3 separate regions of the Mus musculus genome follow, and regions 2 and 3 are each linked to region 1. Evidence: chromatin loops called from intact Hi-C (ENCODE). Cell type or tissue: heart. All regions are shown on one strand. Region 1 overlaps Kat6b (K(lysine) acetyltransferase 6B). Region 2 overlaps Kat6b (K(lysine) acetyltransferase 6B). Region 3 overlaps Kat6b (K(lysine) acetyltransferase 6B).

The links. Peaks named below come from ENCODE experiments on the same cell type or tissue, not always from the same donor. Only the 100,000 strongest peaks of a DNase experiment are listed, where the experiment ranks them.
Region 2: a loop joins it to region 1, with 2.2 times the contacts of the local background. A loop is called at or near these places in 2 of 42 quality-filtered maps.
Region 3: a loop joins it to region 1, with 1.8 times the contacts of the local background. A loop is called at or near these places in 2 of 42 quality-filtered maps.

What each region holds. Positions count from the first base shown.
Region 1 is chr14:21,520,025-21,528,024 of GRCm38, forward strand. The region is part of intron 2 of Kat6b (K(lysine) acetyltransferase 6B); the gene reads left to right. Among named protein-coding and RNA genes, the nearest start is that of Kat6b, 24 kb to the left of the region's middle. In heart, no CTCF peak of the experiment used is centred here; a DNase peak (open chromatin) is centred at 3,417; H3K27ac peaks cover 3,031 bases.
Region 2 is chr14:21,567,756-21,575,755 of GRCm38, forward strand. All of the region lies in intron 2 of Kat6b (K(lysine) acetyltransferase 6B), which reads left to right. Among named protein-coding and RNA genes, the nearest start is that of Kat6b, 72 kb to the left of the region's middle. In heart, no CTCF peak of the experiment used is centred here; no DNase peak of the experiment used is centred here.
Region 3 is chr14:21,581,558-21,589,557 of GRCm38, forward strand. The region is part of intron 2 of Kat6b (K(lysine) acetyltransferase 6B); the gene reads left to right. Among named protein-coding and RNA genes, the nearest start is that of Kat6b, 86 kb to the left of the region's middle. In heart, a CTCF peak has its summit at 3,077 (motif pointing right); a DNase peak (open chromatin) is centred at 1,714; H3K27ac peaks cover 335 bases.

The DNA.
Region 1 (8,000 bases):
AGTGCTGGCATTAAAGGTGTGCACCACCATCCCTGGCTTTCTTTTTAAATGTTGGATGTCTTCCTCTATTGCTCTCCACTGTAATTTTTGAGATAGGATTTGTCACTGGCTATATGGGCTGCCAAGTAATATACCCACCTTCTCAGAGATAGGATTCCAGACGGGCACCCACTGTAGCCAGCCTTGTTTTCTTGAGTGCTGGGGATCTGAACTCAGATTCTCGTGCTTGTGAGGTGAGTACTATACCCACTGCACCATCGCTCCATCCCCGATTTCATTTAAAAAAAAAAAAATATTGGGACAAGGTTTCACTTAGTTTCCCAGGCTGGCTTTGAATTTTGGTCCTTTTACCTTAGCCTCAATAGAGCTGGAATTTCAGGTATGTCTGCGTGCTTGGCAGAATTTAGGATGTGAATGGAGACTGTTCCAGGATGGTGCAGTCTTAACTATAGTTTGATAAAATAGTCTTTTAAAGAAGCTGTTATTGTGATTACCTTTGAGAAGTTGAATGTCATTGTAAAAGAGAAAATAAAAATAGCAGCTAATGTATTGTAAGCGTAAATGCTGGTGTCTTCCAAGTAGTTCGCACTTAGCTCCTGACTCATAGTTACTGGAAGAGAGGTAGATCGGTGCCCTACTTTTTGCAGATGGAAAAACTGCAGAGCAAAGCGGACGCTTTTTGTTCAAGGTCAGTAGAACTGGTGAACAGTCAGGCTGAGAGTCCACCCAGATAGTCCTGAGTCCAGGGCTCATTTGTTCTGGGCGGTATCTTAGTCAGCCCCGGGGCTATTCATGAATGGTGGAGGTCTCTCTTGCAGTTCTTCAGTAGGTCAGAAACAGTTTTCCTCCAGCAAATAGACTGCCAGCATTTGAAATCTGGTAGTTGGGATGGGCTTCTTACTTTTTTTTTTTTTCCCCAAGCAAGTGCGGTTTATAATATCATCAAACTGGAAATGCAGCAGGGAAGTCTGTGCCTCATTAGATTTAACAGCATCCTCACTCCTGTGCAGGAGGGGCACAGTGGAAGCTAACATAGGAGGCCTCGGCTTCCTGGCATGTACGTCAGCTCTTCTGAGACTCTGGAATTCTAATCAGGGATCACTATTCTCCCTTCTTAGCATGAAAGTCTTGATATTTATTTAAGAAACCTTTCTCTGCTGAGATGATAGGAAAATGAATTAAACCACTGAAGATAAAACTTTATCTTTGACTGGGCACGGGAACTCCTAAAGGATAGTATTAATGTTTCTCATTAAAAGTGGTAAAGCTCAATTAGGTCAGATTATGAGGACTTTGGAAAGTCAAATATTCTGAGAGACTTCAGTTATCACACTTTGTAGCAGTAAGATTCCATTTGCACATCTGGGCTTTAGCATTTTTATAAAGTCAGTTTAGTTCAATTTTAAGCAGATTCCTTAGTATTTCACTTTGTTGAGAGTATCATCCTAAAATTTATTGAAGGTCAAATCTTTGTGTATTTCCAGTGCACTGTAAAGTAGGGGAACTCCAGATATATTATGTAGCCCAGGCTGGCCTAATTCTTCTGCCTCAGCCTCCCAAGTGCTAAGATCATGTGACACTGTCATGCCCCCCCCCCCCCCCCCCCCGAAATGTGTTTGGGCACTGTGGGCAGGGCGGTGTGACCTTGTGAAGGATTCCTGTGCAGAGAGACAGTCCCACCGGGCATGGTGGCCACGCCTTTAATCCCAGCACTGGGAAGGCAGAGGCAGGTGGATTTCTGAATTTGAGGCCAGCCTGGTCTACAGAGTGAGTTCCAGGACAGCCAGGGCTACACAGAGAAAACTTGTCTCAAAAAAAGAAAGAAAGAAAGAAAGAAAGAAAGAAAGAAAGAAAGAAAGAAAGAAAGAAAGAGAAAAGAAAAGAGACACAGTCCCATCCTATGTCAGATTCAGTCACCAGACCACAGATTTTACATTTTACATTGTTTTTGCTGCTTTCTTTTCTCTAACCCCTTATCCCTCATCTTGCCTCTGGGAATTTTTTAGTTGGTACTTTGTGAAGGGTCTCAATTAGAGTCCCAGTCAGTGTCTTTTTATGTTGACTTCAGTTCATGTGCTTTGTATCAAAGACTCGTTGTTCTCAAAGAATATTTAGCTATATGTATCCAACTGGAAGTTGAATATACAGCCTTAAATATTATGAAATATGCTTTTCAAAATTCTCTGAATTTTGGCATTGACATGGATAAAAAGTCGGTTTTAGAATGGTGAAACCTATTACAGTGTAAAAGATCAGGTGGATCAATGCTCACAGTTCCAAGGTCAGGGAAGCAAGCTTGTGGATCCTGTTGTTCCTGTAATTAAGCTCGAGAAGTTCTTTAGAAGGGTGCAGTGCGCCAGGGCAGCCTTTGCCGTTGGGCAGTACCGGTCCAGTCACCGCGGAGCTCTTGGACTTCTCCAGCTAGGCAGCCAGGTCAAGCGGAAGATGAAGTGAGTGACTGGGTCTTTCTATTGCACTTGAAGCATGGCAGCTTGTTCTACTTTTGAACTGTTATCAAGATAGAACTTGTCTAGGCTTCTTGAAGTAGCTTCTGGAGAGCAACAGCGTCGTGTCGGAAGGTTTGATTGTAGAGGGCGTGGTGGACATTCCTGTAACTCTTTAGATCTTAGGTGTGCTTGATGTTTTTGATGCCTTTCCCACAACACTAATCCTGTCCTGAGGAGCACCAACTTTGAGGAATTGATACTTGTACTCTCTGTACCTACATGACTTTATAACTGCGCGCGTGTGTGTTGCTGGGAATAGAATAGAAGACCTTATGCTCATTAGGCAAAAACTCCTACGGAGCCTTGTTCCTACGCTGTGATACTTTTAGTACCAAGAAAGTCAGTATTTTTAGCTTTGAGGTTATTTTAACAGTTATGTGTTGTTTGCTGATTTATTCTGATTTTATCTTGAATGGCAAAGATTTTATTTTTATTTTTTTCCTCCAGACTTCAGCAGATGATACACTTTAAATGTTCTCAAAATGGAAGTCTGAGTTGTTGTGTTTTTTTTTTAAATCTATTTTATCTTTGTATGTTATCACTAACACATGGGAGATATAATTGTTTTTATCATTGAGATGACAATTTTGCTTGTAAAAATCCATGATTTTGTTGTGTTTCTATGCTTCATTTTTTAAGTCTTGAACATTAAACTAGAGTAGATTTGGTAAAATTGTTTTCCAGTCACACCAAGATTTAAAATAGGAATCTGAAATCTTCTCGGGCCTTTCATCTCTCCTATCCATTAATATTTCACATAAACAGCAATTAGCTTACCAGATAAGAGTTAGCAAATGAGCCAGCCATGTAATCTGCTGATGGCACTCTGTCTGCAAGACCGGGAGGAAAGTGCGTGCGTGTTTGCATGTGGGTGCTCTTGCTGCTTCCAGGCAGTGGCAGGAAGTTGGTCCATGTGCCTCAGAGGAAGGGGTGGCCTTGCCGTGCACTGATGCTTCTGCGTGGGTAGGAAACACTTTGCTGCGAAGTTGCCAGGACTGGGAAACTGCCTATTGTTGTTGATCTTTATAAAAGTAAACATCGTAATTAGTAGGCTGTGATGTAGTGCACAGCGTACATTGTATTTTGTTTATGAAAGGTTATGTTTTTGAGAGTGTGGAATGAGACAGAAAGAAGTATTAGATGAAACAACGTTGGATTAAACCGAAGCTGGTCTCTACAGAGGTCAGGGCAAACCCTGATCAGTGCTCCGAGGGGATCCAGGAGGGAACTGTGTTAATTTGACAAGTGGGTTTAAAATTCTTGAGCTGCTATTCTTCAGAAACCATCTTTGTTCAAACATCCCTTTCCTAATTTGCTCCACTTTTGATCTTTGATAAACCAGCTGCAGTATTGTTTCATTAACAGACTTGACTGGTTAACAGATGTTTGCTTTGGCTTGATTGTGTCCTCCCTATTAAGAACAGCATAGGCACTCATAGAAACCATGCTGGGCCTTTTCCTGTCTAGCTAGACTGGCAGTTCAAAAGAGCAACCTAATTTCATTTACAAGTTCAGTTTTTATTCCTTGGTGCTATTCTGGAAGGCATGTGACATTTAGCTGGTGTTCTCCCTCCTCGGGGAGGCCTGCTGTTAGTCCTCCTTGCTGCTGCTCCTCTGCTCTGCAGCCCTTCACTTGGGGTTAAGCATTCTTAGCATTCAGGAAAGGAGGGATTGCGGAAGGGCTGATTGAGACATCATGGATTCTTCCACAATTCAAGGGAAGGAGTGGGAACAGTCTGGAGAATGTAGAGAATCTCTCCCACCTTCTTTGATGTCAGACAGCTGCCATATGGAGTGCAGGGAGAAGGAGGAGAGCCTGGGTCCAGGCTGCCTGTGATCTTCCCAGTACTAGGGCTGGGAGCCAAAGGCGGTGTGGTTTCTGTAGTAGCTCCTGATGCCACCAGTCCTGTTTTTTGTCCAGTTTCCTGCCGTGCTTGTGACTCTCTCTCCAGGCATAAATAGAAAGGATGAAGCTCAAAATAAGAATGTAAAGATTATATGGAACAAGAGAAATGGCAGAAGAGAAGAAGGCACAAACTAATCCCTGTAATAAGGTCGTCAAAGATGACTCTGTCCTCATGGTTGACCTGTTTTTCTGGAATTTTAGTCATGTGTTTCTCTCTTATAACAAAATCAGATTTTAGCTATTGAGCTTGAATTGTGAGTAAACCCGCAGCAAATAGTATGTGCTTGTGGAAGTGTGGAGGCCAGCTGAAGAACACCAGCTGTTCATTGCACCCTGGGCAGTATGTAAGGGACCTGGGAAGAAAGGTGGGTAGTGGAGGGATCCAGGGCACGCCTTCTTCCTTACCTTTGTAATTTAAAAAGTTGTACTGTCTGAATGATACATGCCACATTCTTTCAACAACTGTTAGTACTATACCTTTTCTTTCTCTTCTAGAAAGAAAGAGAAAATGAATAAATGAATGTGTATATGTATAATTTTTGAGCTTAGTTTGGTAGCTCAAACCCTTAATTTCTGGTACTTGGGAGGCAGAGGAGGGTGGATCTGCCTTCAAGGCCAGCCTGATTTACAGACATGAGTTCAGGACTGCAGAGTTTTATAGAGAAAGACTCTGTTTTAAGACAAAACAATAACAAAGAAGTCAAACAGAAGATAAGTTTGGATGAATTATTGGAATATAAATGGCAGACATCATTATGTTACATTCTTAAATATTTAGCGAGGAATGAAAACGACCTCCTGGGCTGGAGAGATGGCTCAGTGGTTAAGAGCACCGACTGCTCTTCCAGAGGTCCTGAGTTCAAATCCCAGCAACCACATGGTGGCTCACAACCATCTGTAACAAGATCTGACTCCCTCTTCTGGAGTGTCTGAAGACAGCTACAGTGTACTTATATATATTAAATAAATAAATCTTTAAAAAAAAAAGAAAAAGAAAACGACCTCCTGTATAGATCAGCACCATCACTCACGTAAACACTTCAAAAGTGAAGCCAGAGGGTTTACCAAGAGTTGTATTTTCTCAAACGAGTCTTAATGTTATTTATAACTTGATTTAGGACTCAGCAAAGTTCACAAGTGGCATTTGGTCATAATGACTCTTAGCAGAGAACAACCTTTTTGCTATTTCTGGAGACATTGCCAGTTTTGAAGAGTTGTCCTGTAGGATATCTGGAGCTGATACTTTCCCTGGAGATTTGGACACAGGGCTTCCTGAATGCTATACAAGCCTTACACCACAGAGGTACATTTTCAGCTTCCAGATCTTCCTTTGTAGACGAAGCCCTTCTCCCCTTTGTGACTAGTAAGTGCTCAGTGCAGGCTTGAGGCCATGTGACTAACCTTTGGTTCAGTGTGTTTGAATTTTCCATTGCTGCTTTGTTCACATCCACTTAGCATTTAAAGCCTTGCAGTCATTCTTTGGTTCTGTGGTTAGGAAGTCTAACACAGTTCTTACCACGGTAGAGGATGACAGCAGCATGACTTTCTAGCTGAGCCTCGTTTCCTCGCTTCTGTTCCCAGCTCCTAGGCTGTTTGCTTGGTTTGCCCTTGGTTCCTGTCCTGTCTTTAATACCAGCAATGCGGCATCTCTGATCATTCCTCTATAGGTGCCTGGCTTCAAAGGATGCATAGATTACTTTTGGTGTAGATGGTCAATATTAGTTAACTTTTCAAACCAGCCTCCTTACCTGGGAGTGGCGGGGCATAACTATAATCCCAGCTGTCAGGAGGCCAAAGCCTGATTTATTCAAATTCAGGGCCAGCTTGGGCTCTATACTTGAGACCCTGTCTCAAAAAGCAAAGCAAAACAATGAAGAGATAAAACCTACTCCTTTAAAAATTAAAAACCAAAACAAAGTACGTAAGTCCTTTTTCCTATTTGCCAGGTTACTACATGGACAAAGATGAAACAGGCCCTGGGCCTTAAGTAAGGATGCTGGGGGGGTTGGGGGGGGAGTGGCCATCGTGTGTTGCCTTGGTGCACAGTGCTTTACCCAACTCAGATTTTATAATAAGTCAGTGTATGCTTATGGGAGAATGGGTCATTCTGTGGATGTGATGCTGGCCACAGGTTAGAGTCTGCTTGTCTGAGTTCTAGGACCTGATTATTTCTAAGGGTGGGGAGCAGGGCCTGCCTTTTGTCTCTGCTTGACGGTGTCCCTTTACTAACAAATGAATTTACCAGGATAGTTTAGAAAGTTTGTGGGGCTGGAGTAGGGTTTGAGACAGTGTCTTACTCTGCAAATTTAGGCTGGCCAGGAACCTGTAGCAGCCTAGGCTGGCCTCGAACTCACACTCTTTCCTATCTTAGCTTTTGGCATCCGGAGAGTACACTTGTGCTAGATCCTGCTTCTGGGTTTTTACCTCTGGTTCTGGAAACTCAGGTCCTCATGTTTAGATTTTTTTTTTTTTTTTTTTTTTGAGATAGGTTGTATTCATGTTAAAGGCATGACTTAGATTGTGATTTACAATATTTTCTGAGGGCTGGAGAAATGGCTCAGCGGGTTAAGAGCACTGACTGCTCTTTCAGAGATCCTGAGTTCAATTCCCAGCAAGCACATGGTGGCTCACAACCACCTGTAATGGAATCTAAAGGCTTCTTCTGGTGTGTCTGAAGACAGCTACAGTGTACCCATATACATAAAATAAATCTTTAAAAAATATTTTTTGAGAAACACGTTTAAAGTTGTAGAGAAAGATTTTTTTTAAGCTAAATGCCCACAGAGTACATTAAAAAAAAAAACAGATCACAGTCCAGTGACGTGTCTCAGTATGTGAAGGCACTTGCCTCCGAGCCTCATGACTGGAGTTCAATCCCGGGAGCTCACAGGGTAGGAAGGGGCTGATTGCTGCCTGCTGTCCTCTCACCTCCACACACGCCCCAGTGTGACCCTCACATTCCACAGTAAACACTTACATATAAAAAATGAATTTTAGAAACAAAAGATTTTAATTATTGTGCACGTGTAAGTGTGGCATGCACATAAATCGAAGAATAGCTTGGTTCTCTGCATGGTGAAATCCAGGGATCAAACTCAGGTTTTCACATGAGCAGTCTCAGAGTCCCAGAGCTTCATTTTTGAGGTAGTGTCTCACTGTTGGCTCTGACTGGCCTGGAACTCCCTGTGTAGACCAGGTATGTTCATCAGGCTGGCCTGGAACTCCCAGAGATCCACCTGCCACTGTCTTCAGAGTGCTGGGATCAAAGGTGTGTGTGTCACCGGTCCTGTTCGGTGCTTCAGAGACTCAGCAATCTTGGAAGCATTTTATGTCTGCTTCAACCTCAAGCCTCAGTTAAGGACCCTGGACAGTTGGAAGAGAAATCACACAGGTGTCTTTTGATGATGTTGTTGTTTTGAGAAAAATTCAGAGAAGCAAGCAGCAATCACAGGCTGGCCTTGGGGAGGGGGCTATAGATTCCTTCCCCTTCACAGTGAGGCTGCATCTCCCCGGGTGTTGCCCTTAACTGAAGTGCTTTGGAAATACCGAATGTTGCCAGTTGGTGAAGAATAACAACTATTTAGTTA
Region 2 (8,000 bases), 48 kb after region 1:
ATAAGCTAGCACTGCAGTCTCATTGGAAGTTCAAGGTCCAAGCTCATTGACAATTGGCACAATTCTCTGGCGTATTACTAAAGAACTGTGGGTCTTTGCTCCTAGGGGGCCTCTTATGAGGTCATTTCGCCTCCTCAAGAACTGTAACTTTCAAGAACTTATAACCTTTATGAGTTGTAATAAAGGCATCAGTTTCTAACCACCTTCCCCTTAAAATATTTTTTGAAATTACATTTCATTATTTTGTATGTGACAATTCATAGTTCAGGGAACAGCTTGTCAACATTCTTTCACCCTCTCTTTAAAGACAGAGTCTTCCGATGTAGCTAAGGCTGGCCTAGTACTCACGGAGATCCACCTGCCCTTGTCGCCTTCCACCACACCTGCCCAGGTTCTCTCTCCGTCTTCCGTGTGGATTCCTGAGGTCTCAGGTCATCAGGTTTGTTGGCAGGATACCTTTACTGCCCCAGCCACAGCCTTCTGACTTCAAAAGCCTGACCCTGCTCTTGCTGGAGGGGACAGGGGTTGACCAAGGTCTCCCTGCCACGGACAAGACTCCTGGCTTCCGGGCTTCCTCTGGGAATCCCTTGCTTACTGCCTGCCTACCTCGCTGTCTGATTCTTGCGTTTCGCCAGTGTATCTGCCAGGATGTCCAGTTTTGGAAAGCTCAGGCCTAGACAAGTTTCACATGTGGAAGGGAACAGAGCTGTGCACCTCTGCACCTGTCCTCCTCCTCCATGGCATGTTTGCTTCAGATGGTAACTCTGCGAAGTTAATTTTATTGTGCTAATCTCTTCTCTTTTCAGAGGTAGGCAGAGACTTTATTCTAGTCCCCAAGTGCCTCATAGCCAAGCTTTCTGTTGAGACTTTTGTAGTCTGAGAATTGTATATTATTAGAGGAATTCAGTCCTCACCAGAGTTTGAAGGTTCTGACTTAAAATTCTACTTCCTACATGGAGACACTGGGGAGAGGAAATAAGATTTACACAGTTGTAAAATATTAGCAAATGAAGGAATGTATTCTTTCTCAGCTACATTCTGCATTTTCTCAGTATGGTGGCTTCCAGTAAAAAGCATAGCTAGCCTAAAATTAAAGCAATTAAGAAAAATAAATGTTCCATCGTGGGAATTTTGACGGTACATGAAGACAAAGATGTCCTTGCCCATTAAAATGAACACCCAGGACTCCAAACTGTTTTCCCGAGCTGCGTTTTCACAGTTCCTGTCTACGGTGAGAGATGATCGCCTCAGGCCACAGTGACTGTCTGTGTGACAGAGTTAACCTGCCTGCGCTCTAGGGAAACTGTCAAGAAATAGGCCTTAAATTAGTAATGTAAAAGAATGTTCTCAGAGCTGTAGTCAGTCAGGTGCTGATTGACTGATGGAGAAGGGAAGAAAGTAGGCTAATGGAAGATGACATCCCAGCTCAGCATCCCAGGGCCTCTCCTGCCTTCTGCTTACTTTCCTTGAGAGGGTGTTACTTGCGGGGTAAACATACAGACTTGGGAATCAGGTACCCAGAATAGACCCCCATTTCCTCGTTCAACTTAATCTCCCCAAGCTTCTGCTTTTGGTTGTAGTGAGGGTTAAAAGTGTTTAATATGGCAGCTAAGCATTAGTGGTGGGCCACGGACCCTATCTCATGTTCCAGCCGTCAGCCTCAGTAGCAGGAGTCATAATTGTTTAGAACTGCAGGTGTAGGGTAATAAGAAAAAGCAGACACTTCATTGTCACTATTTTAAAATCCTCTCCGGCCGGTCCTTGCTGTATCACATCGCGCCATCACATCGCATTGCTGGCACCCTGGGTGGATCATTCCTCCCCACTCATTGAAATGCCACAGTCCCACACCTCAGCTCTTTTTACACACACCCTCCTGTTGCCCTGCGCACATAGGAGCCAAGGGGGTTTTCTTTATAGAGAGAACAAAGCCACATTGATGTTTTCTAACAGTGTTGAGGGAGAGGACCATGGTGAAAGCTGAGTTTTAATAAAACTAACGAGACATTTTTTTTAATGTGGGTTATAATCCATTACCTTGTCTAAGAAGTAAAAAAGAAGAAGTGACAATATATGTATATGTTTTTGAGGGGGTCTGGGTATGGTATTTCAGACATGTTCACAATGCCTTCCCATTTAGTCTAAGCCAAATGGTAGTTCTGGTTGGTACCGCCTCAGTGGAGAGCGGAGAAGACAGGCAGCAAGGTAGGAAGAAGGAAGAGAGGAGAAATTGAGAGTCAGGAAAGTGAGCGCCCTGCCTTCCTGCCACCCCTCGATTATCATTCAGTCTCCTTCCACCTTCCTCTATCCCTTAACTCTCCTGTGAACAATCCCAGATGAGCCAAGCTCAGTGGCCATGGTGCTTCCGTCTTCAGAGCCCCCTATTCCTCACTCACTGCTGCCCTAAACTGCCTACCCATGGTCACCCGTGCAGCCTGTCAGTGGTGCAGTAAGTGCTTCCATCCTGCAGCACATGGGACTGAACAGTTGCTTGCAGAGCTCCCGATTCCTGCTTGCAGATGTTTGTTGGCTTTGGCTATGGCCAAGGCACATCTGGGTTCTACAGAGGGTGGGCTGGAGATATTTCTTTGCCATCCAGAATTTGTCTGGCCCTGTCCTCTTTCAGAACAGACCCCATTCACATCTACCCTGTCTTTTCTATTGTGACAGACAAAACCAACCCACCTCACCAGTACGTGCTTTGATTCAGTGGACAAGAGCTTATAGAACATTCTGGAAAGGGACCGTCTTTGGAGGGGCGAGGCATTTGCACATCTCTGCCTCCCACTGTGACTGCCCTGCTTGGCACAGGGCATCCTTGCCTTGATTCTGAACCTTGTTTCTTCTGGCGCTTTCCAGTGCAGCCGCAGAGTCATCTGCTTCAGGACGGCTTTCCAAATATAAAATATGCTCCCTTAGTCACTCATTTGCACTTTGTAAACTTATTGATATTTGACTATTTTTGACCATAAAAATGGCAGCTTCATGCAGACAGACCTCATATATCTTTCCTGATCCTCTCCTTTTCTAGCCTAAATACTCTTGTGGTTTATCTGAGGTTTTTTTTATCCTATACATAAGTATATAAGTACTGTGAATCATCCCCAACTCCAAAGCAAGACAGGGTTTCTCTGTGTAGACAGGGTTTCTCTGTGTAGCCCTGGCTGTGATGGAAGTCATTATGTAGATCAGGCTGGCCCAGAACTCAAAGATCCACCTGCCTCTGCCTACCCAGTGCTGGGATTAAAGGTGTGCACCACAATTGCCAGGCTCTAAAAGTTGCTTAATCACAACATATATGTCTTTATGTGAAGAGTCTGAAAGGAGAGTAATGGAGACAGGATATCTGAGAAACAGAGGCAGGAGGTGGCACCCTGGCCTTATTAGCAGCTTTCATCTCAAAGGGAAGAAGAGATAGATTTTTCTGGAACAATTTTGAGTGACATAGCCTGGGAACAGGAGTTAGGTACCCCAGATTCTATATTTCAACATGGAAGCAGTTTCACGGAGTTCCATAGTTCTACAGAACAAAGAAGGCATAAATCAAAACAAGTTTAGAATAAACTGGTGGGTACATCAGAGAAGCAGTTATACAGGATGGGGGGCTAAGAGGCTATCTGATGGCATTCTTAGTTTATGTGTTGGTGGAATCTTGTCGTTTGTTAAGTTAATAGATTCTAAAAGGCCTTTATATATTAATCACAAGATGTTAGTTCAGACGCAGGGGTGAACAAGGTATGGCTGCCTGTTTTTTAATTTTTTTTTTAAAGCTGATTTTCTTTTCTTTCTTTTTTTTTTTAAAGATTTATTTATTATTATATGTAAGTACATTGTAGCTGTCTTCAGACACAGCAGAAGAGGGCATCAGATCCCATTACAGATGGTTGTGAGCCACCATGTTGTTGCTGGGATTTGAACTTGTGACCTTCAGAAGAGCAGTCAGTGCTCTTAACCACTGAGCCATCTCTCCAGCCCTGGCTGCCTGTTCTGAAGACCTAGCCTAAGATAAAGTAATAGTCTCTGAACCACTCCACAGTCCTGCAGTTCTTATCAGTCAGTCTTTGTAGACACGAGTTCTCGTCCACACTCCTCAGTCACACAGAACTGCTCCCGACCCAGCTTCTCACGCACAGTGAGAGGACAGTGGGAGGACTCAGATTTGGGTAGCTCTGTGGGAACTTGGATAGTCTTCCTGGTTGGTGCTCCCTACCTATCTCCTCTGCCCCAATCTGTGCAGGGCTTTCCCTTCACTCCTCCTTCTGTCTGGGTATTGGCCTTCTGGATTAGAATCCGGTGACATGGTGACTAATGCTTTCTACAGCAAGCCTTCCTTTCCTGCCCTAGGCATCTTGTGAATAAATAGCACACTCTGATTTTGAACCTTTGTCTCAGAGGACATTTCGTAGAGTTGTAGTGTTTCTAGGGCCTTCAGTGCCCAGCTTCTGAGCTCTCCTTTTTTAGCTCCTAGAGCTCTCGAAGGGCTCTCTCCAAGCATTTGCAGTCTCTTCCATTGCATTGAGGCCAAGCATGCACTGGATAGGATGTGGCACAGGAAGGATCTTGCTGTCATTGCTGTTACTAGTCTGCTCTGATAGGCCGCACCCAGCTATCTTTAAACTAAGTTATTTGTTTCTGTAATTATAGCATGAAAAGAGGTAGGCAATCAGTCAATCAGTCAGTCAATTAACCCTGTCTGTCCATCATCTGTCAGACCATCTGTCTGTCCCTGCCATCGGTCATCATTGGTGTTTTGACACAGGTTCTCCCTGTGTAGGCCTGGCTGACCTTTAACCTGTGGTCATGTTAAGTGCCTGCTGAATGCTGAGATATCAAGTGTATGGCACGACATGAGGACTTTGTTACCTCTGCCCCCTCCAGCCTGTCCATGCAGATGATTTTATCAGAAGAAATGAGCTTAATTTGGGGGGGCTTAGTAACAGCATTCTGGTTTTTGAAGTTCTCTTACCACCTCTGTGTACTCAAGTAATAGGAGCTATTTAAAGTTCTGCTGAAACAAGCATAGTATTTTTTTAATATTAATTTTTAAGATTTTTTTTTGCTTTACTTTTTTTTTTCTTCCTTTTTTTAACCCACTGAGCCATCTTGCTAGTTCTTTGCCTCCTTTTGTTTTAATAGAGGGTCTTACCTATATTCCCTCCCTGGCCTCTCTTCCCTTCTCACTGGCCTCCCTTGAGTCTGCTCGGGATTGGGAGGAGGTCTAGGCTTGCAAACTTGAGCAGCCACAGAACTAGGACCACTGCCCCTGTGACGTCGTGGGGCGCACACGCAGGAGCTGTGTGCTCTCATGCTCCCTCCTTGATCCCGAGCTGGACATGTTTGTCTCATCTAGGGCACTGGTGCCATTTCAAGATCCCTCTCATTGACTCATGAGGATGTCACATGGGATTTTCCTCCTAAAATCTGTGTGTGTGTGTGTGTTTATGGCTCCTATGCTGGGGAATCAAACCCCAGGTTTCATATGTGTAAGGTAGCCATGCCACCACTGAGCTGACACCTCTAACAAACATTATTGCTTGTTGTGTATTAAGACAGGGTCTTACTCTGTAGCCCAAGTAGACCTAGAACTTTGGCCCATCCTATCTCAGCCACCTGAGTACTGCGCATATAGGCATGCACCACCATGCCCAACTTTTAAATTAACCAACTTACTAATTTATCATTTCTTGTGACTGTGGACATCAAACCCAGGGCTTTGGTGGGCTTCATCTATCATTGAATCATATCGCCAACACAGTTCTAAGTCTACAAGGGCTCCTGCTCTTATCACAATGTTGTTTTTCCAGCTCCTTGCTAGCAGGCATGATGCTGGAAAGTTCTCCTACACCTTCACTGCCTCTCCTCTCATCATAATTTTGAATTATTACTTGAAAATGTTGTAAGGTTTCAATTCATGTCTCCATTTCTGCTTACTTCTTTTAAAGTAATGTTTTGAAATATTTTTCTAGAATGACTGGGCATTGCTCATAGTTCAGATCAGAGAGAGTGCAGTGACTGTGGCTGAATTATAAAGCAGAGTCTATGGTTTAGTGCTATTTCTTTAGTTTGTGTCGAAAGAGTTCTTTATTATGTGAGTATTTTGTTTCTTGTTTCCCCTTTTCCGTTAACATCACTTGGAACAGTGGAGAATGCAGTCAGTAATAGAGGCACCACATCTGTTTTGAGATGGTACGTGGACTGGTGTTCTTTACTGACACTTTCCTCCATTTCTTTTTCTTTTTTAATTTTGGTTTTTCGAGACAGGGTTTCTCTGTATAGCCCTGGCTGTCCTGGAACTCACTCTGTAGACCAGGCTGGCCTCGAACTCAGAAATCCACCTGCCTCTGCCTCCCGAGTGCTGGGATTAAAGGCGTGCGCCACCATGCCCGGCTGTCCATTTCTTATTCTGTGGAACTATTTCATTACAAGCTCAGCTAATGGCCCATGTAGATTTTGTCTTATATTCACTGCCCCTGTGATGGAGCGAACTGATGGCACTGGCCTGGTAAGCATTCTCTGACCCAGTTCGCCCAGCAGCAGCCCCAGGGAAGCCAGGAGCTTAGAAAATTTGTTGATATCTGAAAGTAGAGTGTCCTTGCTGCTATAGATTAGATTGTGCAGTCACTTGTGGATAAAAAGTGAATCTAACATTAAGTGAGAGCTATGAAAATCCTATAGACAAATAAGTGTCAAGTATTGAATTTGGGAATTAAAAAGTGGGAGAGGTTTAATATATAGCCAGATATTCAATATAGCTAATGTGTAGTTAGGTAGTTGTATATGTCTTTCCTTAGAGATATTTGGAGTTACAAATTTTCCTGGTAAACTTTGGAATGAGTTAAAAATCTATTCTGTGTTAATTGTTTTTTTATAAGCATGGAGTTAAGCTTGGCTCTTGTGGTAGAAGCACCTTGATTTGACTCTCCAGCAACAAGTGTTGCTGCTTTCTGTGAAGAGAGTGCACACGACTTGGAGAAAGCTTGTAAGTTTGAGGCCCATGTCTGAGGGTGTTTTGTGTTGAGTAATGAAATGCTATTACATAGAAGCTTGTAAAGAAAAGTTAGCTAGCTCACAGCTTGGATCACACAGTGATTTGTTTAGTCTCTGGTAAGAGCCTCTCTCTAATAGTGGATGATATCACAACCGGAGCTTGTGCAAGAGGGAGCTGCCACACGTGAGGAGGAGCGCCAGAGAGAAACTAGGGTATGGTAGACCAACACAAGTCTATTCCAAAGCCAGCACCTCCAGGATGACCTACCTCCTAAAGCCTGTGACTTTGTAACATCGCTAAGCTGGGGGTGGGGGTGGGCAATCTTATAACACAGGAGCTTGAGGGACATTCTTTAAAACCACATCCAAATTACACTGGGCCTCTAGAAATAGGAAGCAAGCTGACGTACAAGAAACTAGTGCTAGATAGCTCTCTGCAGAGTGTCGCATCAACTGTGTAGCCCATTTGTAACACAGCACTGTACTTGTCTGTGCTTAAGCCTAGAACCATGGTTATTTGTCCACACAGCGTGATAGTGTTTTATTGCTGTTTCAAAATGAAGTTAGTTAATCCTGAAATTAAAAGTCCTATGACATAAGCAGATGCTATTCTAATGGAATGAAAAATAAAGATTAACCTTATTTATTATATAAATGAATTGTTTTTAAATTGAAAAATTATGTGGGTAGTTTTCAACATAATTTTTCAATATGAGATGCTTAGAACTAATTTAAGTTTAGTTAGCTCAGTATTTATCACGTTAGATTATTTATTGTAGGGGTTAAAAGCAATTTATTTCTCTTGGAAAATTTTAGGGACTTATGGATTGGAGACTTAAGCCAAAATTGGTGACTTTCTGAAGCAGTTGAAGAATTTAGGGGCTTTTGTATTAATGAGCATCTTCACTTCCTCTTAATTCACAGTTTTGAAACTGTGTAGTTGGGATGTGGTTCTAGAATACCTGCTATACAGATGGGGTTTTGTTTTGGCACACTCTGCTTTGTTTCTCTGT
Region 3 (8,000 bases), 62 kb after region 1:
CCTACTGTAGGTCAGTAACCTCTTCATTGGAAGAACAGAACATAAGTGTATATAGCTGTGTTGGACTGAGTCTTCCTTGACTCATGATTGCATGGGTTGTCTGAGGGAAGTTTAGAATACAGCTCACGTCTTAAAGCATGTTTCAATGTAAAGATGGCTTTTAGTTTGTAACTAAAACATTGTTTCATATCAGTCCATATTTTTATATTAATTTGTTTCTTATTTTATGTATGTATGTATGTATGTATGTATGTATGTATGTATGTGCATGCCGGACATGGATCTGGACTGACAGTTCTGTGCTTCCCCATATGTGTGCTGGGAAGCAAACTCATGTCATCTGAAGGAGAAGTACCTTAGCCACTCCAGAGCCATCTCCTAGCTCTTAGAAGTTAAAATTGAGAAAGCCTAAGTGGAGGGTGGGACTCCTGCAGAGTGCATACTATGAAGAAGCCTGCCAAGTTTAGGAAATCCCTTCCAGCCCCTCTTTTCCAACCAGTCCAAGCGAACCTCCTTTTAAGAAGGGTGTGTACGTGATTTTCTAGGCAGTTATTTATGAAAGCATTATTTGTAATAATTTACAAACAATTCAACAGATTTGAATTATTTCCCATTTCAGTGTTGATCAAATGATCTCTTATGATGACTTTCAAGCTAGTAAATATTCTGGTTCTATTGTCACTTGCAGGGATTTTAGGGGGACATGGCGGGGGGGGGGGGAGAGGGTATGAGTCTTAGTCTTTACCCAGACATTCTAGGTAGGACTCATAGCAGTCCTGCTTCTCAAATGTTGAGAGTACAGGTATGAGCTCTCATCTGATGTGACTTGCATTGTTAATTTACATGGCTAAAAAAGAGGGGGTGGGAGGGAGGAAGGGAGCGAGAGCGAGCACTCTTAAAGACATGTCCTTGTGTCCTCTGGGGAATCTTTCTAGACCAATAGTGAAGCCCAGGATGCTGTATGTGCTGGGGGTGGACCCGTTCTTTACATAGTTCTGCTTTCACTTCATGTGTGCTAGAAGAGAAATATTACTGTCTTAAGCTTTTGATTTCAACTATAATAGGTTTTGTTTTTTGGGTTTTTTTTTTTTTTTTACTATTTACTATTTTAAAAAGACTTACTTCATTTTATATGTATGAGTATTTTGTCTGTGTGCGTTTTTGTGCACTACATGTGTGAAGTGCCCATGGAGGCCAGAAAAGCCTGTCATTCCCTCGGAACAGGAGTTAAGGATGGTTCTTGTGAGTTACCTACCAGGTGGGTTGTAGGAATCGAACCCAGTCCTCAGGAAGAAGTGCTGAGCCATCCTCCAGTTGAAGCATGGTCTTTTTGGGGGGCTGCGGGGGGGGGGGGTTGGAGACAGGGTCTCTGTCTTCAATGTCAGGCAGTCTCAGACACTGGGGGATTGATCAAAGAGCAGAACACACAAATCTGTGCCCTCATGAAATTCATTTACATTCAAATGAGACGAGACAGATAATAACAAGTAATTATATCATATATCAGCTGGCAATAACTGCGGTGGGAAAAAAGCAGTGGAAGAGAGGTATGGAGTGGCAAGGGCAGGAATGCAGCATTTCTATTTTAAGTAGTTTGATTAAATGACAATTACTCCAACTTGTAAAGGACATGAGTGTGTCATTCTGGATGCTAGGAATAGCACATGCAAGGCCCTGACGTCATGTGCGCTGAGTCTGGACGTAGGACGTAGGAGGCTGGGCATCTGGCTTGGAGTGAGAACAGGGAGGAAGATAGGATCGCAGAGACCCTGGCACAAGCATTGTGGTTTCCAGCCATCATAAGGCCCCTGCTGACTCTGGGTGGGAACCTTCTGAGCAGAGTCTGGTTGAGTCTTACACCCCCTACCCCTGTTCTGGGGATTGAGTGCCTCATTCATCTTAGGGAGAAACACTTAGACATTTTAATAACATGTTTCAGCTGCCATGCTACAAGCTACAAGGTGGCAGCTAGGAAGCAGCCAGGGAGGTATTGCTGCAAATCAGACAGGCGATACAAAGACATAAGGTTTTGGAAGTTGAGATGAGCAGTAATTATACAGACTTGGTGAAAGTGTTAGGAAGCCTAAAGCTTTCAGGGTTGTTGGCTTTGATAACTAGGAGAGTGCAGTTATTTATTGAAATGGACAAAAATTAGTATGTGAGTAAAGAGGGTGGAACACGTGATAGGAAAGATACTGCTTCCTAAAACTGCAACCTTGTTAGTAAGAATAAATTCCACTCAGGCTCCATGTACCCAAGACCTGGTACCTGAATTTACTTTGAATTTTTACTGTAGATATGTTTTTAAATAAAATGGTCATAATATAGCTCATTTGGTTCAGGTTTTTTTGTTTGTCTATTTTGCTTTGTTTTTAACTTCTTTCATGAACCATTGGCTTCGAGATAGCAGTAGAGGCTGGCTGCCAGTTTGACTAGTTGGGTTATAAGTTTATAGTTGGGTTATAAGCAAAGCAAACTTATAAACACCCGTGCGAGTGGTATACCCAGATAAGAGCTGTATTAGGCAAAGATTCAAAGAATGAGATAGCTAAAAGCCATGATATTACAAGACACGTGGCTACTAAAGAGCCTGACCTGGGAGGAGGGGACATTGCCACCCTCGCAAAGAACTGTTTTGGTTGAGTGCTTCTTTCATATTCACTGTTGGGTTTAAAGTATAAACTTTGTCACCAAAGCATGTTGTTGTTTTGTCATCCTCAGGCTATTGTGTAGGCGTGGATATGCTGCTAGGTGAGTGTTTCACCACTGAGCTACCAGTTTAACTTTTTACTTTCAAACAGGGACTACTAAACTTCCCAGACTGGCCTTATTCTGCAGTCTGGCTTCAGCCTCATAAATGTTTGAATTTTAGGCCTTTATCATTAGGCACAGCTCAAAACATTATTCATTTGAAAAAAAAATAGTTTATCTCTTTTCATAGTGAACTACTTAACAAGTATTTTTATTCTTTGAGAATTATTTTATTGTTTCTGTTGTGCTTATATATGGGGGGAGAGTGTGGGAGCATTTGCAAGTGGAGGTTGTAGACACTAATGAAAGTTAGTTCTCTCCTGTAGGGGGCGCTCTGGAGATTAAACGCAGCTTGTCAGGCTTGGGGCCAAGCGCCTTTACCTGATGAACCAGCTTTCTCACCCTGTGTATGGTGTTTTGGACAGAGTCTTAGGTAGCCCTGGCTGGCCTTGGGGATGCTGTATATTCAACAATGACCTTTAACTTCTGAGTCTCTCCGACGTTTTGACGGATGGGCAGTGCAGTGTTGGGGGTGCCTTGTGCATGCTAGGCAAGCCCTCTGCCAAATGAGATGGATCTCAGCTCCTAAAACAGCATTTCTTAAGCTTTTAAGACTTGAAAGTTTGTGGCTTGCTTCCTGATTGTTGACTGGGCATTCTTCTGTTCAACAAAAGGAAAGCTTGGTTTTGTGACTTCTAGCCAAGAAAAGCCCTTTTATCTCCCCATGGGCCAGTTAAAGGCTGCCTGGGGCTCTGTGATGAGCTCAGATGGTGGAACCAGCCAGTTTGCTCTATTGGATTTTTTTCTTTTTTCCAACTTCATTCTAATTGCCCTTTAGAGAATAAACTATTTCTTAACATCTGAAAGCTCAAAGGTCTAATATTGGAATTTATGGAATGGTTGAAGAGATTTCATGGCCAAACTAAAATGAAGGCTTTTTTACTGTAGGAGCAGCTTTCTCCTCCCTCTGCTGTACCCCCCAATCTCTGCCCAGCTTGATTCAAGAAGTCTGGTCTTCTAACCTTTCTTTATAGTAACATTTCCATCCAGAGTCACTAAAGGACACGTGGTGGACAGACCTGGAAATGGAGTCACTTCTGTTTGGGTTTTCCTCACAGATAGAGGTTCTGTTTGGAGGGGTGTTTATTTTAAAAGCAAGCTAGTAAGAGATAGAAACTGTCTACTACAGGCTGATGTGTTAGAAGATATGTGGACAAGATTATTTCCTTTTCCTGTATTTTCTAAGCTTTTTAAAGAAATCAGACTCTTTCTGAGGTCCGAATGTTAACTTTAGGCGTCATTCTGCTGGGCACAGCGCCGTGGAAGGATTAATCAGAGGCTCTGTATCTGGCAGGTAGAGGGGGCAGGAGCCAGAGCAGCAGGCAAACAGGTTCCGTCTGTGTGGCTGTACTCAGAGCTAGTGGAGGGTAAGGGAACCAGGAAGCAAATATAAGCAAATAATCACATTCACACTGTAGACAAGTGGGGGCATTCTGAGTGCATCCTGGGTAGACACAAATAAGGATCTACACTGTTTGTATTAATGTGTATGTTAGAATAGTCAATGAATAATTGTTGAATTGAGCTTTGAAACCAGGTAGGCATTAGGTTTAGACTAGTAAAAACCAACTATTGTACTTACATTGCCTACAGCAGAAAATGCAAGATGCTTATTTTAATTATCCTATCCTGTCAGTGTAGGGAGCAGACCTGCAGCCTTACACGTGCCAGGAAAGCAATCTTTCCTCTACCTCTCAAGTGCCGGAATTACTGGCATGTGTAAACACGCCTGTTGGACTGACTGGCTCTTAAAGATTTATTTCTTTTCATTTTATGTGTATCACTGTTCTTTCTGCATATGTGTGTGTGTGTGCATATATGTGCATGCAGTGTCCATGGAGTCCAGAAGAGCTGCTCAGACTCCCTGGAACTAGGGTTTCAGATTGTTATTATCCACCATGTTGGTAATGGGAACTGAACCCAAGTCCTCTCCAAGAGCAACAAATGCTTTTAACTGCTGAGCTATCTCTCCAGCCCATGGCTGATTTTAATAACTTACCTAAACTCTTTCTTAGTTCTGTTTCACTATTCATATGCTTTCTGAGTAATGTGTGTCCACCTTTTAAGACCCGCCCAGTGTGCCATTGTATTATTACTATTCTCAGTGGGGCACAGAACAGGCTACATACATAGAGCTTGTGGAATGGGACACTCTTTCTTCACGGAATGAATCATTGTTTAGCTTCTTGCTCAGTAGACACCAGGGGCATTCCTAGGAGCCAGTGACTTTTAGTCAAGTTAGTTCTGTGTCCAGTTTCTTTATTTTGCAATACTTATCTCAGGATCAGCTAAGGTAAGACTGAAGTATATTCATTCAGTGCAAGGCAGCAGTGTCGTGACAGGCAGCTCTATGCTACTGTTGTGAATACCTTCCCCCAAATGGAAGTTCTCTGGTAATTAACTTGTTGACCCAAGAACAGGTGCTTGACAAACTTACTCTCCCACTCCATAGTAAAGGCTGCCAATAAATTAGGACTCTTAGCTGTCAACTGGTGGAGGACCAGCTCAAGCAGATCCCTGTGGAGTAAACTGGCCTTTCTGTGTGGCTGTAGGAAACCTCTCCCGGGAAGAGCAATTCAGACAACCCAGCTAGGGAATGCCACAACTCAGCTGGAGGCCTCTCTATAAAACCCACCCCTCACAGACCGGGAAAATCAGAAATTTCTAAGGAAAAGAGAGGAGTTGGGGAGAAGGAGGAGTGGGGGGTGGTGGAGAAGATAGGAGAAAACCTCAAATAATTTATAAAATCTTTTCTGACTATGTCTCAGCAAGTAGCAAACCAGCAGTGGGTGAGCTGTTGATGGGGGCAGGGAGAGAAGCCTCAGGCTGTTGGCCAAGCACTTTACCTTTGTATAGTTTCTTTCTTATGTTGATTTGGTGTGTGTGTGTGTGTGTGTGTGTGTGTGTGTGTGTGTGTGTGTGTGTGTGTTTGCCGGCCCTGAGTGTAAAGTCTAGAATAGAACTTGGGGTAGTGTGTTTTTTCCTTCTACCATATGGGTCCCAGGAATCAACCTGCAGTCACCAGGTGTGGCAGTCAAGTGCATCTTGCTGCCCAGGGTTATTTTAGATGGTAATGGAAGGCTTTGGTCGGTTGATCTCCAAATATGTGTTCTTCCCTGTAGTTTAGGCTGTCCTAAAACATAACATGGAGCCCAGGGCAACCTTGCTGTAGCCTCCCAAATATTGGAATTACAGGTATGGTGTGGTGGGTCACACCTGGCTCTGATTGTTTGTTTATTTGTTGTTGTTGTCCCTAAAAATTATTTTTACAGCTGTTTTGTTTTGTTTTGTTTTGTTGTTTTTAGAGATAGTATCTCTATGTATCCCTGGCTGTCCCTGGAGCTCACTAGATCACTAGCTGTAGACCAGGCTGGTCTGGAACTCACATATATCCTACTGTCTCTGTCTTCCAACTTGCAGAATTAAAGGTATGTGCTACCTGCCCAGTTCTGCACCTTAAAATTCTTTGCTCACTTAAATCATTTGCTGTATGTCTGTAACTTTTTGAGAAAAGGGATTTTGTTTTACACGGCTGGTAAAACATTAAAAGTTTTATAACTGTTTCCTGCAAAATTAAGATATCAAGCCAGTAAATATTTATGACATGTGCATTCTTCAGCCTTTAGACAATAGTAAAATAACCCCGGATTAATGTCTGTGGGATGACTTTGATAAGTACAAGATGGTGAGTGAGCTTGTAGCCAGGAACTTTTGTTTTCCTGAGTTGAGTATTTCTCACTGCTGTAAGAGGTAGAACTTAGAGCTGAGTCTCTCTTGTCTGGAGTTGTTTAGTGGATCATTAGTCACATAAAGATTTGCAGAGCTTTCTGGGCTCTAGCCTAGGAAATGTTGCAGATACTCAGAGGGAGTGGCTTGGGCCTCAGCACTTATATCTTTCATGCCAGTATGCCTCGATTTACCAGAGATTATTTTCCTATTCAGAGTAAGAAAGTAGTCATTTATCTTGAATGAAATTAGTTTCTTCTACTTATGCTGGGGCTTTAGTTTTCTAACCAAAATATCTGATCTACTTTATGTATCTGCAAAGAACATATTTATATATCTGGTCTGCCTGTGTTCTGGCGTGTGTGTGTGTGTGTGTGTGTGTGTGTGTGTGTGTGTGTGTGTATGTGCGTATGTGTGTATGGTTTATATATCTGGTCTGCCTGTTATCTGGCTAATGTTTCCAGGCACACACTGTTTTGAAAACATTCTGTTTCCACATTAGCTTGCATATGCTTTTCTATACAGTGAAATGTTATGATAAACATTTTCAGTTAATATAAAGTACTTACAAATACATGAGTGGCAGTATTATTGACTGAATGCTGCCGGGGTATATATGATCATGTGTAGGATACATTCTAACATGGTCCTGATGCTGCCAGGGTATGTATCATAATGTATAGGATACACTCTTAACAGGGTCTCAGTTGGTGCCACTGTCTGATTACCTGTGATGTGGTCATGTCAAAACAAAACCAGGGGACTCTCAGTGGAGGAAATTGTTTGCAATTGTGATTAATAACCTGCGGTGCAGACTGACATGGTCCATGCTTTCATCCCTGCCTTAGGTAGGCAGGTGAATCTGAGCCAGCTTGGTCCCAACATGGATTATGCCCAATTTTGTAGGAGGTTCTGAGACTGACAGAGTAGAACTTGGGACCTCGTGCATGCTAGGCAAGCACTCTAGCAGTTGACCAGAGCCTGCGTAACTTGCCAACTTTTCACAAAATATTGTGTTAAAAAATGCAAGAAATATGATATGGGGATTATATTGTCTTAAGTTCTTTATATGTGTCTGATCTCTCTGTATCATTTGTGAATTCTGCAAAGCATGGGTCACATGTTCTTACTCTTTGACTCTTTTGTACCATAGCAGATAGAAAAGCCACTCTTTTTCTTATTATGCATGTTTTTGAGTAGTTACCAAAAGCTATGCATATCTTAAATTAAGTATATGTATAGTGTGTAGGGTTGTATTAAGCGCATGGTTTGTGGGGGGGACACACATACACACACTTTTCTCATTCCGGTGATTGTTAACTCACATTTTATAGATATAGAAGCAAAAAGTTAAAGTACTCAGATGCTTGAATCCCGCCAGTGAGTCTGGTTCCAGATTTTGTGCCTTTTCATTCCTTCACCAGGCTGTGTGTGGGTCAGTGATCTTCTAGAGTCTTTCAATA